Regions from separate parts of the Mus musculus genome. Here region 2 is linked to region 1. The links are chromatin loops, found by intact Hi-C in ENCODE. Cell type or tissue: left cerebral cortex. All regions are shown on one strand.

Region 1 (8,000 bases):
AGTAGCACAGTATTCCTGAGCACGATGTCCCATTCACAGAGAACCATTCTCTCATCACTGTTCTCTGCATTCTTATCTCAGTTTGTATTATACACCTCCTGTTTCACCACTTCTTTGTGCAAAATTTTTAAGGGTTTTTTTTTAATTAGATATTTTCTTTATTTACATTTCAAATGTTATCTCCTTTCCTGGTTTCCCCCCAAAAAAACTCCTATCCGTTCACCCCTTCCCCTGCTCATCAACCCACCCACTCCCTCTTCCTGTCCCTGGCATTCCCCTACACTGGGGCATAGAGCCTTCACAGGATCAAGGGTCTCTCCTCCCATTGATGGCTAACTGGGCCATCCTCTGCTACATATGCGGCTGGAGCCATGATTCCCACCATGTGTACTCTTTGGTGGCTGTTTAGTCCCTGGAGCTCCTTTCCCACATCACTGAAGTTCCTTCCGAGTCCCACAACCAATAAGTATCAGCTTTCATGGATGTCTATTAGTTTTTTACTCAGACTGCAAAACTTATGAAAGGGAGGTGGAATGAGGAGCCTTGCTTGCTGTTCTTTTTATGATCCCACAGTTTATCTCCCCCATCTGAAGGTAAGCTGGAGCCTTCACTGTTTGGCAGAACTGTGGGTTTCCTGACTAGATGAACAGCTTAGCTGTCATCACTAAGGTATCTTCACACTGAATTCCTTCCCTCCCCCTCTCCTTCCACAGCCTGCGACCATAGCTCTAGAGAGGTCCGGATCAAACCGAGTCCCATGCTTTCTCTGCACTTATCAACTTTCTCCCAATTTTTAGGTTAAACCCTAAGCTGCTACTTAACAGAGTCACTAAACACTGAACTCATTTTCCGGCCCCCCACATTAACACACCACCTCAATGCACCATTATATTTGCTGGACAAACCTCAGATTCTTTCCCAGTCTACACAGTGACACCATTATAAGTCTTGTTCCCTAGTCCTCGCCACCCCCCCCCGGCCCCATTTCTTTGAACTAGGACTGAACTTAACTAATCTGACTCCTACAATGGAAACAATAATGACATATTGGAGGGGGATGGTTTTCCCCTCTTTTAAGATTTTATGAGATGCATTTTAACCAATTGCCAAATGTATACATTAATATTAACCACCGGGGAACTCCAGGGCCAAGAAGTGGGAGTGGGTGGGTAGGGGAATTGGGGGGGTGGGGGGTTATGGGGGACTTTTGGGATAGCATTTGAAATGTAAATGAAGAAAATACCTAATTTTTAAAAATTGGAAAAAAAAGAAATACAATGTGTAGTTCAAAACTCTAGCAAGAAAGAAAATGAGTTTATTTTTCTAATTCATAGTGCTCATGTTTAACTCTGTATCCTTGTCCATCTGAAATAGCATATGAACACAGCTGATGCTGGTTTCAGTCTTTATCACGAATAATCAAAAGCCATTGTCCAGGAACTGCACAGCGCTGTTCATGGTAGAAACACAAAAAGGGACTTAGGTTGTTTTTCAGACAGCTTTTCAGTATCTCTCTTAGAGTGGAAAGTTTCTACCCAAGTAATATTCCAAAAACATCAAGGTATGAGTTATTACTACTAAAATCCTAGAAGTCCTTCCTGAACTTAAAAGGGGTTGGGCATATCTCAACATATTAAACACAATAAAAAGGGGCAATTAGGAATCTATTGTGCAAAAATTCAAGCAGGATATTCCGATTTGCATTTTACTTTTCTCCTTAAAGCCAACCTTAAAAATAGTTATTTGGATGGAACACAGAGCCCCTAATGAAGGAGCTAGAGAAAGTACCCAAGGAGCTAAAGGGGTCTGCAACCCTATAGGAGGAACAACAATATGAACTAACCAGTACCCCCAGAGCTGTGTTGCATATGTAGCAGAGGATGGCCTAGATGGCCATCAATAGGAGGAGAGGCCCTTGGTATTGCGAAGATTATATGCCCAAATACAGGGTAATGCCAGGACCAGGAAGCAGGAGTGGGTGGGTTGGGGAGCGGACAGGGGGAGGGTAAAGGGGGCCTTGGGGATAGCATTTGAAATGTAAATGAAGAAAATATCTAATAAAAAATGCCTTTAAAAAGTGATTTGGATCATAGGCTAGCCTTGATATACTACTAACAGTCCTATAGGCTAGCCTGTGGTATAAGGTGCTGTTATATTGAGCTGGATCACCATTTTAAACACAGAAGTGAATTTTCACTTAGGATTTCAATGTAGGTTGTAAGGAGAAATTCTCTCCCTGCTTTTGTTCTAGGATTGATTTTCTTCCTACCACTCTTCAATTTGGCTATTCTGATCCTGCTAACACCCTTTCATCCTCAGGGATACATTTCCCAGGCTGAGGAAAAAGTAGACTTATGCATATTCTGGAGCTCTTTGGTAAAGGTATATTATTAGAACAGGGGCTTCTGTCACAGTTGTTGAGCTGTTGTAACAGCTGAAAAATGCAAGTAACTATAGGTCTGTGGCTGGGGTAGGTACAGAAATGACTTTAAAAGGTACCGTTAAGTACCTTGGTACATAGTATTTATACTAAACACACAGTAGACACCAGACACTATGCTACAGACATTCAACACACTGATGTGCCAATTCATCACCACAACCCTGAGGCAGACAGTATTTTCAACTATTAAATAAATGAAGATCTTCTGCAGAATGAATCAGTGCTTCAAAGGACTTAATTCCCAAGCCCCTGCTACAAGCCAAACAGCACGTCCTCATATGATGCTATCCTTGGCGGCTGTGTGCCTCAGGAGTAACAATCAAAAGGAAATGATGGGCAATATTCAACTGGAAAGAGGATGGTCAACTAAAACCATATCTTCACAGGAGTAAAAGTTCTCATGGTGGCTACAATTGGAAACAACCATTTTAGGGATGTTTTCTGCAACTTAAGTACTGCTTTGAAAACATAAAAAATTATTTTAGGAAAAATATTGTAAAATTAATTCCTTTCCCATTGATCAAGTCCTAATAAACAACCTAGGAAGGAATCTTAAAGTTTGAAGGAAACATCCCAACTGCCTTCCCAACAAACGACGATCGCATTTAAGCTAAAGCTATATTGCTTTCCGGTGGATAGGCATTTTTCTTTGCTGAAATTAATTAGAGTAAACATTTTCATTCATTTAGCGATGCATGTTACAAATCAGGCGCCCCTCCCTCCATAAAAGGAAATACACAGGCTCAGGAAACACAGTCAGATATACACACACCTGTTACTTTATTCCTTTTTCCGCTACATTTGTTGCAACAGATGAAAACCCACATCAGACTAAGGAAGAACTGCGCAAGTAGTTGTTTTATTTCAAGAAACTAGCTTTCTCAGGCTGGGCTTTTCTAAAGCATGGTCTTTAATCTGTCCAACTGTCTTTTCTAACATGCAGACCTAACCAGCTGTTAACAGGTCCTTTCATAAGCACCTGATACATCTCTCAAAATATAAAATCTCCCTCAGGATGTTACTGTACCTGCAAATGTGCTTACATTCATTCCATGGTTGAAACTAACTCCCTACAAGATTATAGTTAAACTTTTTTTCCTGGGAAGACATAGTCTTCTTTATAAAACTACCCTAGAGACATTCCAAGATCGCAGAAAGGCTGGCACTTCCTCCAGCAAGCACATCCCAGGTTGATGCTATTTCCACAGTCCAGCCTTCATTCCTTTCTAGTCTCAACAATTTCCACAGAGATCAAGCCTGTATGTTAGTGTGTGCAGCCCAGAGTAGTACTCTCTCAGCTCAAAGAATTAGCAGCATACCCCATGCTAAGGTTATATAATGACAGACCAACTCCTGCAAAAAGTGGGGTGGGGGAAGACAGTGAACAGCAGTGGTAATTCAACAAAATGAAAATCGTTTCCAGGAATCCCTATGAATACTTTGAACCAAAGAAGAAAGGTAATTTTACCTTAAATAATCAGTGTGTATATCAGTAGCCCTGAGGGGGAGGGGGGTGGAAATCATCTAATAATAAGATCTTGGTCGGAAATTCTTGCAAGGCCCAACTGAAATTTACAATCCCGTTACCAGGTTACAAGAGTGACATCTAGTGGACTCTTCCTGAAATGACTAAGGGGGGATTCAAATTAGAGCAAGGATTCCCAAAGCCTAATGTGAGAGTGAATCTCTGCTGGAAGAGTGAACCAGAGCCTGTCACATCTAACAAACACGCAGATGATACCCCTGCTGCCATTCCTAGACCTCTCATTGGAGCCATGTCCCAAGAGAGCTCACATCTGTTCCTACCCTCAGAAGACAAGTGGGTCAAAGGGACCCTTGACTCTGTCAGTGTTCCGACTTCATAGCCCCGCTCAGCAGCATAAATGCTGTTCCCTGTCTGCTCAGGTCTCCAATACATATTCACTTCAGCACTGAATACAATATATATTCCCTTTCATTGCAAACACCCCTTGTAGACTTTTGGTTTGCAATACTGGGGATGGAACTAGAGTCCATGAACGTAGAAAGAAACATTCTGCCACTGAACTATATATACAGCTAGACCCTAACTGAATTTTAGTATTAATTTTTACTTGTTTCAGAGCTCAATTTTTCTCCCACTACTCAAGTTAATTCGTTTTTGAATAGGGATCCACCATGGTAAGGTAACAAACCTATTCAGAATTTTAATACATTTTTCTGGGTTTATTTCTAAGAACTTCTAAGAAGCATAACTACAGAAACTCCAACTGCTGCCCAAATCCAGAACTGTGTGACTTATTCTAAAGAACCTTGACCTCTACACAGAATTATCAGTCTAGTATTTTTTTTGTTATTTTGAAGTTAGCAAAATGATGTTGTCATTTATTCACTTTACATCCCTATTGCAGGCCCCTGTGCTACCCTCACAAATTCCTCCTCCTATTGCTCCATCACATTCTACTCAGAGAAGGGGAAGCCCCCTTAGGTACTACCCTGACCCAGGACATCAGTCCCAGCAGGACTAATATCCTCTCCAACTGAAGCCTGTGCAGGCAATTCAGCTAGAGGAAAGAGATCCACTGGAGGGCAACAGAATTAAAGACTGCCCCTGTTCCAGTTGTTAGGGCACCCACACATCTGCTAGAAATTGTGAGAGTCCTAAGTGGAGCCACTGCATGATCTTTAGTTGGTGGTTCAGTCTCTGTGAGCTATCATGGGCCCAGGTTAATTAACTGTGTAGACCTTTTTGTGGTAATAGCCAGAAACTGGAACCAACTTAGATGTCCTTCAACTGAAGAATGGATAAAGAAAATGTGGTACATATACACAATGGAATACTATTAAAAACAACAACATCATGAAATTTGAAGGCAAATAGATGGAAGTAGAAAATATCATTCTCAGTGAGGTAACCCAAACCCAGAAATGCACACATGGTATGTATTCACTTATAAATGGACATTAGCCATAAAGTACAGGATAACCATGATACAATCTACAGACCCAAAATAAACTAAGTAATAAGGAGTGCCCAAGGTAGGAAGCTTGAATCTCACTCAGAAAGGGAAATAAAATAGATATCAGAGGCAGATGGAGAGAGGGACCTGGGTAGAAGAAGGAGTGAGACAGGGAATGGGAATGGGGATCAGCTGTGCGGAGGGGTGTGGGAGAAGGCTGAGAGAGAGAACAGAAATCTGTGTGGGGCATCTCTGGGACTAGTGGGAGATGTGGAATGGAGGAGGCTTCCAGAAGTCTATGGGGTTGACCCTATCTGAGACTCCTAGAAGCTGGGGCAATGGAGAGTGAAGTGGCCACCTCCTGTAGCCAAGCCCAAAATTTGTCCTGCCTACAAGATGCACAGGGATAAAAATGAAGCAGAGATTGAGGGAATGGCCAACTAATGACTGGTCCAACTTGAGACACATTCCATAGGAGAGAGCCAACTTCTGACACTTTTAATGATACTCTACTAAGCTTGCATGCAGGAGCCTAGCATAATTGTTTCCTAGGAGGCTTCATCCAGTGGCAGAGAAAAACAGATGCAGAGACCCACAGCCAAAGATCAGGCAGAGCTCAGAGACTCTTGTGAAAGAGCCCGAGGGGTCACAGACACCACAGCCTAGTCTCTTAACAGTAAATTAATCTCTCCTCCCCAGAGGAGCCCTGCAGGCCATACATGACTCCTCTTACCAAAGTCTCCCTCTGCTCTAGAGTAGACTTAGTTTCTAGTTCTACCAGCCTATGGCCTACAACCAATTTCCAACAAAGAAGGAGACCATTCTGTAATCTCTAAAACATACAAACATGCATGAAAACCACTTTCCAGTCCTGTCTTATTACAAAATTATTAACCTGGAACAAATACGTTTTACAAGCAGTAGAACCTCTATTTCAATCTAACAAATGCAGAAAAAGGAGAACTTCTTCCTTTGATATGAAGTTGGAATTTTTGGAAATGTGTCTACTTGTTTTCTTTCAAGCTTATCCTCTCATGTCCCAAATAGATCTTCTGTCTCCGACTCCTGCCCCAGCCTACAACCTTATGGAAATACCATTTGAAAACCAGAAGCCATGAGTCTCACAATAGCTGAAACCACCCAATCTCATGCATTGCTAAAAGATTGCATTTTCATTAAAATGATGGGGGGAGAGAGAGAACTGTTTCCCTACGAACTGACCTAATTACTATTCTAATACAATTATAACATATGCAATCAAAAGATTTATTCTGAAGATGTAAAATCTGACTTCCTGAAGGAAATTTGCTTTTAAGTCATAATTAAGGATCCCTGTAATGAATAAACAACTGAAATGTTTACGCCTCTTCAACTGCTCTTGGCAGCCTTGAGGGGGGAATTATGAAGAGAAAAATGCCACATAGTTCTTTCTCAAAGGTGACATTAAAACAGAAAATCATCTGCCAGGTCCTGTCATAGACCCAGGTCCTCCTGCCCAAGTTAAAGGCCTAGTTATAACATAATTGTGACTGTGACCAAGTTACCTAAACTCTCATTTCCTCTGTTTCTTTGGTGGAAAGTGAGAAATATACTGTAATATAAGTATTAATATAAATATCATGATTATTTAAATGACTGTTGTGTGACTAAATTAATATGTATGAAGCATTTAATAACTGGAGCATAGTAATCGCTCATTAACATCACCTCTTAGTTGTAATGCCTCTTACTAACTTGTTACTGATTGTAATGGCTATTTAACATCTTTCTTATTCAAAATGACATTTGCTTCCTTTTTTATAATCGTTAGCATATTTGTTAGCATAAGAAATATACAATCATATCAATTCTTCATGTGTCTTGAGAATGGGAGAGAAGCAGATGAAATTCTAAAACACCTTCCAATGTTTTCCAATCTATTGCCTCTCCTTGTGCCTTTTACTGCTTTGCCCAGCAATAAAGCATGTTTAAAATTCTGCAACTGTTAATTGAAGGCCATTGTGATTTTCAAAAATCAAAATAGTTTTTAAGCATCACAATGCACTGTCCTTGAGCATTATCTGAAGTTCAGAAATTTTGTTTCAAATTAAAGAAAGCTAAGTATCTTCCAGGAGAAGTAGATTGGCAGCTACTATGCCAGTAGCTGGCAATACTCCCTAATTTTATCTGCCTCTTGGACTGCCCAATGACCTATTTTCTTAGAATTGTGGCAAAGTCTATGCCAGTTTATTTCAAAGTAAGCAGGGCCTTCAAAGAAGGCTTCATTTTGTTTTAACAAGATTCTCAAATTTAAGAGAATTGAGGCATTCAGAAGCTTTGAAGTACACACATGATACCTGGTCCAACCTTAGGGAGAAGGGGAAGAGATCACAAAATTAGCACTTCAATTTACCAGAAAATGAACTTTAAGTTTTAAATTGTCACTGTTAATTAATTTAAAATTTTGCAGAATTTTCTGAAATGCAGTGTGAGTGCCAGGGTTATAACTAAGTGGTATAGCACACACTCCACAACCCAATGAGGTCCTGGAGTCAACTATCAACATTACAAAAACCAAAATAAAAGAAAAAGAAAACCAATCTAATGTTTTTGCTATAACCCAGTAACTCATATTTACT
Region 2 (8,000 bases), 1.4 Mb before region 1:
TCCTCCCTGACAGCCACAAACCTACAGCACTGACTGCATTCAGAGAGGGAACCTGCAAACAAAACTTCACAGAAAACTTTTTGCTCTTGTTCCAGAGAATTTGCTGAAGAGGAGAAGGAAAAAAAAAGTCCAAAAAAACCTGTGCGTGAGGGGTGGGGAGGAAAAGCAGGGCCTTTAAAGAAGGCAACCACACGACTTTTGCTGCCAGGATGCCCTTGCTTTGGCTGAGAGGATTTCTGTTGGCAAGTTGCTGGATTATAGTGAGGAGTTCCCCCACCCCAGGATCCGAGGGGCACGGCTCAGCCCCGGACTGCCCGTCCTGTGCGCTGGCCACCCTTCCGAAGGATGGACCTAACTCTCAGCCAGAGATGGTAGAGGCTGTCAAGAAGCACATCTTAAACATGCTGCACTTGAAGAAGAGACCCGATGTCACCCAGCCGGTGCCCAAGGCGGCGCTTCTCAACGCGATCAGAAAGCTTCATGTGGGTAAAGTGGGGGAGAACGGGTATGTGGAGATAGAGGACGACATTGGCAGGAGGGCCGAAATGAATGAACTCATGGAGCAGACCTCGGAGATCATCACCTTTGCCGAGTCAGGTGGGTGCTGGCATTGGGAGTGGGGGCGGGGGCGGGGAAATGTATTTCGTTGACAGTCCTAGCAGGAACTTCTTTCCCTCCAGCTCAAGAGTGTCCGGGGAGGTTATTAGTTATTAGGTGGTGGCGGTGGCGGCGGCGCCGGAGTGGCAGAGGAGGGGGAAAGGACTTCTTTGCCAGGGAGCCCTGCCCCGCAATGGCTAGCTTACACTTGCTAAATAAACTCAGCGGTTACCCAGAGAGGAAGCTCTTGGGCCAGTCTGGAGCTGGAAAGCAGTCTGCTTGGGGCTCCCTGACTGCCCTGCCTAGGAAACCAGATTTGATCAGGCAGATGAAAGCAGGGCATTTGGGGGTTTGGGGGTGCAGAGGCAGCATCTGGACCCCATCCAAAGTTTTTCTGGGGTAGGAGTGAGAGAGCCTGGGGGCCGAGTGCAAAGGCACTGATGATGGCTCTGTCTGAGAACAAATTTCCTTTAAATGTCTGATCTGGGGCCACATTGGAGCCAGACTCTGGGCATATTTATTAGTGACAATCATTTTCACCTCTGGAAAACCTACCTCTATGAAAAACCCACCGAAGAAGCAAAGAGCAACTCGTAGGGTATTGAATTAGTGATTAATTTTGGAACACTGAAACTTTTGCTGTTAGAACAAAAACAAAATAAAAACAGAAGCAACGAGCGACATCAACAAAAAGCCAGCGAACCTTACCCCCAACTCAATTTTATTTTTTGTAAAGTGACTAACTACTTTTTGCCAAGGAATACAATCTTGACAATGGGCTCTCAGACCCTATGCTGAACGACTCAATCCTTAAGAGGAAAAACTTTCATGGATTCTAATCATTGGCTCAGGACCACACTAACCTGTTGCTGTGGAGAAAAATACCTGTCCAAAGCCCAGGCTCGAAACTGAGAACTCCTCTCCAGTCATGAGGATACAGATCTTACTGCCAATCTGTGGGGACCGGGCACACAGATGTTCTAAAACCTCTTTACTTTCATGTTAAATGCCAGGCTAAGGAATAGGATCCCTTGCCAAAGCCATTTGAAAGGAATGCCATTGTTTTGTTTGGTGGAGCATATGGGCTAGTGAAGTGTGTGCAGGGACTCCCAGCATTTTGTTTAAAAGTTTGCTGCAGCAGTATAAACAATTAAGGCAACACTCAAAATTTCCAATCCTGAAAGCCTGTTAACTCAGATGTTCTGTTTTCAAGAAAGCTGTGCAAGACCTGGGCATCCTTCTTTCGGGGAGGGGGGAGAGGAGACAGCTGGCTTGGTGGCTTCACCCACAGGAAGCCTTGGTACCCCACCAGCTCCTTAGACAGGTTAGTTCTGTCCATGTCCTACTTCCTTAACTAGTTCCTTTTTTGACCCAGTTCCCCAAACCTTGGTCATTGAGACTTTATTTCCTGAGCCATATTGAGGAAAGACAGGTGAGAAAGAAAACCTCTCCAGCGTTGGTTGGTGTGTGAGGGGTGGGTTCCCTGCTTTAGGAGATTGGCCCTGGTCCTGACACAATGTGACTCATATAAGACTCTATGTACAAGCTTCCCCTGTGTTGGCCACAACTGCAGTTTCTACTAACTTGGAATCAATTGTATCATGTGACTAGGTATATGTGTGACTTCCACCATGTTTAATGGCACAGTGGATGTTAGCACTCTGTCCTTCCCTCTGACTTACAAGGCTTGTACAGAAAACCTATCACTTGGCAGTTAGAGGTAGGGCAAAGAATTAGGTCATTTTCGTTCTTTTTACTTCTGACCTTCTCAGTGCTAATGGATCTCTCACTTAAGTGGGATCCTGTCAGTTTTGCTTCTCTGTTGTTTAGTTTGAGAGAAAATGAGCTACTATTTACATCAGTGATTCACTGGACTCACACATTGACTGAGTGTAAAATTTATAAGAGGAAACTCCTTCTAGTCCAGGAACATGGTGTTTTTGTTACAATTGCTTATTTTCTCATGTGAGAAGTAGCACACATTGACTTCAAGTTGATTTAATATAATTTCACAAATGCAAGTAAGATCATAGTGTACAACCTACTCTCCAAGTAGCATAGGGTGTGACATAAGCATGTTGCTTATTCAGGAAATATATTTATTATCTGATTAGCTAGAGAAAATATGTGAAAATGAACTACAAAGATCTGTCTTGTTGTTTTTGGAACAATTCTATTTTGCTATGTAGTAACTAACACATTTCAAGAATAGAGAAGGGCAGTTTTTTTTTTTTTCTTTTCTTTATAACCATTTGGACAACATAGGGTGCAGTCAATGACTGTTACCTGTAAACATACTATAGATGTGCTTTTCAATAGCAAGATCCCTGGTATGGGAATGTATGTTTTACTTTGGCCTCTTCACTCAAGATTATTAGATAAAGCTGAGAAAAACATGAGACTGAAGGGACTGTAAGGGCTGTGGTACTCTGACCTTTTAAGTGAATTTGTCCTGTGTTCAGGTGGGAAGTATTTTGGTTTTGTGAAGTTGATTTGAATTGCATTGGCTAAGCAGCAGATATTCACTCTCAAGCTCCCTGCAATCTGTCCCAATAAGTGAAATTGATTTTATTTTTATAAGTGTCACCCAAGAGTGCTTCCCAAAGTTAGCATATTTATTGCATGACTGGCCCCATACCATTACTCCTGATTTTTCTTCAGAGGAACAGCAGTATGGGAGAGTCAAGCCAATCCAGTGACTGTAACTTAATTGTCAATGAAATTGGCCTTCTCTACCAATGCACTGAGTTTTTTCTGCTTTTCCTTCTTTATAGTTGATGCTCAGTGAATGTATAGTACCAGCCTGCTGTTGCGTCTGCATAGATTGTGGCATGGTCAGCTGCTGATTTTCACAATTAGCTTACTGGAGTTCTTGCTACGTAGGATATAGAAACAATAGAAGTGATACCTGCAAAAGTATATACTGCTCAGGTGTTGTCTAAAGTAGCTCCCTCCCCCCTCGTGGAGGACACCAGGAAAAGAAGATTTGAATTAGAAATGAGGTCACCTGAAGACTACTTCTCCACACCCTAAGAAAGCCATCTCCAAATGAAGTAAACACCAATAGCTCCATCCCCAACCTTTCTTTTGACCTGTCTTGAGAAACCTTTAAGGTTTCACACTTATCTGAATTTGAAAAAGACTGGCCACAAGAGGGCGCATCCCTAAACCCTCAGCTACTCTGAGAAAGGCAGTTTTGTGGGTACTTGAAGCCCCAGCCTGTAGCACCTTAATCTTGAAGAATATCAGTTACTTCCTCCCTACATCCCCACCTTCCTGCAGAGTTCAGGTTTTATAGGCTGGGGGATGCACAGCTACCTTTAAGAATACATTGAGTCACAGCACTGAAAGTGCTGGGGTCCACATGAAAATTCCACAGCTCCATGGGCAGCAGAGGAGTGATACAATTCAAAAACAAACAAAGCAGGGCTTGGGATGTGGGAGAATCATCAGCTACAGTGATGTGAGCGCAGTCTTTCCCTAACAAACATCTTCCGTCCCCCCCCCCCCCAATTCTGCTTCCTAGTTTGCCTGCCTTATCAATGCTTTTCACAAGGGACAAATGACAAGTGACTTGCAACAGGGAGGAAAAAGAGACTATTTATTTAACGTCTGGTAGGAACATGGAGTTCAGCTGCAGAGGACGCATTTGTTTCTCGCTGAGAGTGTGGAGAGAAACCGTGGGGGAAGGATGTGCCAAGAGATGAGCACGGGGTTTTGCCTGTAGAGTGGGTGGACTGAAGTGGGAATGGGGAGATGTCAGGGGAGAGATGCAGTTTTCACATGGAGAAGGAGAACCTTCCCAGGCACTTCACATGAAAATACTTATTTGTCTTGGCCCTTCTTACATCAAACTTGAGTATGATCTCTTCGCTTTAGTTCAGAATGCTTTATGCTTGACTCGTTCCTGGGTCCAACATTAAAAGTGTAAACGTTTTGAGGAATTCTAGGAAAAAAAACTCTTGGGTTGACTCTTTAGGGTTTTTTTTTTCTTTTAATTTATATTATGAAGTAAGCTGCTTGTTTTGGACATTTAACCCTTTACATCATTATTTAAATGGAAAAAGCAATGGATGTTAAGTGACTCAGGCCTGAAGAGTTACAAATAATTAAAAAATGGATCCCAAGGAGAGGTATTAAAGCTAAATGGTTAGACAGGATAATTTATACAAGCAAGCTAATATACCTGCAATGGCAAAATTCTCTACTGTAGGTCAAAGGAAAAATAACCTTTCAGATCTTACTCGCTGCCTTCCGCAGACACCTCTGGAAGCCATCCAGAGGCCGACTTAGTGCCCGAGAGAACGCACAGGCTGTAGTGTAGGCCCTTCATGCTCCTGACTGTACTGTATCTAGGCACAGGGAAACTTGATGAAGAATGGAAAATTTAAGTAACACATATTTTACAGCAGAGCTGTGCTCCCCTCATGGCAAGTTTAAATGTGCACTGTGAATGCCAAGGCTTTCTACATTAACAGAGACGTCATTATTACCGATTTGTAAAAGGGCAGCATATTTTACCCAGGATGTTGATGAGGAAAACCAGACTAATTAAGCTGAAACTTTATGTGTATACTGATTATTTAATGGGGAATTATCAGATATCCCACAAATCTGAGAGGAGGACTTTTGTGTATGTGGAATTTGCATACCTTTTAAGTAAAAAGGAGCCTGTTTACTTAAGCCTTGGCATACCTTCATGATCAAGCTAGTGAGAACCCCTGAAAGCAAAAGAGAATTGCTACAAACATCCTTCTTTTAGGCTTATGTAGACTTTCTCTCAAGGTCCCCCACCAGGCAGCATTTCAATGGTATTCTCTATAAGGTACAAAATTTATCCCTACTGAGTGTTCTGCCCATTTTCTTCTGCTTTGGTGCGTGTCCACCAAGCTCATGGGGGCTTCGGTGATGAGATATTATCACCCACATGGGTTTGCGTGGGACTCTGATGCTGAGTTACTCAGTCAGAGCAGGCTGTATGATCCAAGCCTTGCTCACAAGCCTCAGGACAAAAAATAGCACAGAGGAGGAAAAGAATGTTACCAGGGAGTAGTTAATGAAAGGTTACGCGCAAGCAGCTCTAGCTGGGGAGCTGCGGCCTGGTGGAGGAACCCAGTACACACCTGTACACACCAGCGCCATGTTTTATGCCGCAGCATTGTGGGAAGGCATTCATTTCAGGATTTCACAGCACCAGATACTTAAATCAGGTCTGAAACAGATGAGAACTTGAGCCTAAACATTTCATCCTTAAGATATCTTTCTTCCTTTTTCCAAATCATTACATGTTCAGCTTGGGGCCTCCTGGAAACGACATTGCAATAGAGTAATTTCTCCCAGGTAATAGAGATAAAGGGAATAGAACATCTACTAATTATATTTTTGATCGTTATGTAACTAACTGGAGAGTTGTAATATATTTCTGAAACCAACAGATCTGATAAACGGTCAGTCCACTTCAGCTTTCGTCCATCTCACCCCCCCACCCCTCACACACACCCTCTGCAATGAAAGCTAAGGGAAAAGAAAAAAAAATGCACTGCTTAATAAGTCACAATACAATAGAACTTGTAAAATGTACCTGCGCGTGAGGTAGATGGAGGAAGACTTGATTCTCTCCTCCCCCTGTCCTCCTGGGCATACGGCAACAGCATTTTCATGAAATTGGATCTCAGTTTTATTTTTTTTTTTCCCTGATAAAATATCATGCAATACACAAATAGCAGTTCCAGAAATGGACACCAGGAGAAGGAGGGGACAGGCATGTCAATTAGTAGGGGAAAATCCAAATGTCAGAAATATGGGGGAGAGATGAAGCAAGCTAGAATGGATACAAATACAGGGAGCAGAAGCTTTCGGCTGGATAATTAAACTGCTGCATAAATCAGTGCTCCTGCCTCCCGTGACATACAGGCAATGGCTTGCAGTTAATTGTCAGCCAAGACCAGCCTGAAAGTCATTTTATGACGACTCTCTGAGCCTAATGTAACAACACCTGACAGACTGAGCCCCCTCTAATGAGCACTCTCTTTGTACGATCCTCTTGCAGGAACACTAAATCATTTGCTTCCAAGTACAGCCGCCTGTGAAGAAGGGGTGGGGCTACCTCACGCATTAGAAACTTGTTCCCATGAAATTAGGTGCCATCCTGTAGGCTGTGTAACAGGAGCACCTGGTCTCAGCCCTGCTGGCCATGATAAAAAGCAGCTCCTATGCACTGTCACTTGTTCTAGCATGCCAATTAATCCTCTCTTGTCCCTACTGCAGCATCTGCAGTTGTCAGCCCAGGACAGTTCATGGGAAGCCCGGTGTTGAGCAGGTCAGCACCTCTTGTTTGCCTCCTTACCCTCACACCCATGCTAAGTGTGGATGGGGGCAGTCCAGAGTTTGGGAGGAGGTTGCCTGAGACCTACTGAACCTTGCCAGGCAGGAGGCAGGCAGGTGCTGTTTCCTAGAGAAAAAACAGTCTCCACTGGCTTCTCTAATTTGGCTGCTACTTTTGTTTTCTCTGTCTGACACCTTGAGAAGCTCAGAGTTTTAGAAAGGGTCCTGCCTAGAGGCAGGAAGGAAAAATGATGGGAAGCTAGGTGGCATTTTTTCTAAAGGTAATAGCAGATGCATCCCATACAGCAAAGGAACCTGAGTTGTTCCAAGCCCTCTTTAGCCTATCTCTCCTTCTCCCTAATCTCTCTGGACCCCTCTGCCCTTCCCTCCTGTACCTTACCACTGTATGCTCGTAAAAACAACAAACCAACAATAAACTCCCTCAACCTTACCAAAGGGTGAGATAGGATTCCACTTTCAAAAACTATTACCATGTTTTTTTTCCTCACTGGTCCTTGCTTTTATATGCTATGGAATCAATATCTCCTCTTAATTATTTATTTTAACTCCTAACAAAAATATGAAGTCACTCAGAGGAATGCCTCTACTACCCCATCTTCTAGACAGATAACAGGGGATTTTGAGAATTGATCAATACTCTGGTCATAGTTTACAGGGTGGGCTAGACGGAGCTGGGGATCTGCAGGGTACCATGCACAGAACAGCCTTCCTTCCGCGGCAGAGCATTTGAAACTGCGCTGTGCAAAGAGAAGGAAACATCAAGGATCTGGCTCTTTAACTAGGTAGATATGAATAGTTGCTGGGATATATTCTCTTTTAAAAGCATATAGAAAGTGGAACATGCTTTTGGTATTGATTTGGTGCAGTTTAGATGAACAGAGGTAAAAATAAGGAATTCAGAGATAGGAGTTGCTTTTTTTCTTTTCTTTTCTTTCTTTCTTTCTTTTTATGTTTTTTTTTTGGAGTTGCTTTCTTAATGTAAGGCAGTTCAATGCTAATTTGCTCCCATTGGTTAGTAATCAAACAGTTACCCACCTCTGCTTGGTACAGCACGACAG

What was found. A loop is a pair of places that touch in the nucleus more often than their neighbours do. Peaks named below come from ENCODE experiments on the same cell type or tissue, not always from the same donor. Only the 100,000 strongest peaks of a DNase experiment are listed, where the experiment ranks them.
Region 2: a loop joins it to region 1, with 4 times the contacts of the local background. A loop is called at or near these places in 9 of 42 quality-filtered maps.

Annotation. Positions count from the first base shown.
Region 1 is chr13:17,428,601-17,436,600 of GRCm38, forward strand. The region is part of intron 9 of Sugct (succinyl-CoA glutarate-CoA transferase); the gene reads right to left. Among named protein-coding and RNA genes, the nearest start is that of Gm24873, 8.2 kb to the right of the region's middle. In left cerebral cortex, a CTCF peak has its summit at 4,056 (motif pointing left); a DNase peak (open chromatin) is centred at 4,050.
Region 2 is chr13:16,017,087-16,025,086 of GRCm38, forward strand. It overlaps Inhba (inhibin beta-A), which reads left to right. Exons shown (of 5, transcript NM_008380.2): 4 at 96-597. The coding sequence starts at 210. It also overlaps the pseudogene B230303A05Rik. Among named protein-coding and RNA genes, the nearest start is that of Inhba, 9.2 kb to the left of the region's middle. In left cerebral cortex, CTCF peaks have their summits at 3,739 (motif pointing right) and 6,331; DNase peaks (open chromatin) are centred at 396, 871, 2,314, 3,775 and 5 more places; H3K4me3 peaks cover 4,444 bases; H3K27ac peaks cover 4,178 bases.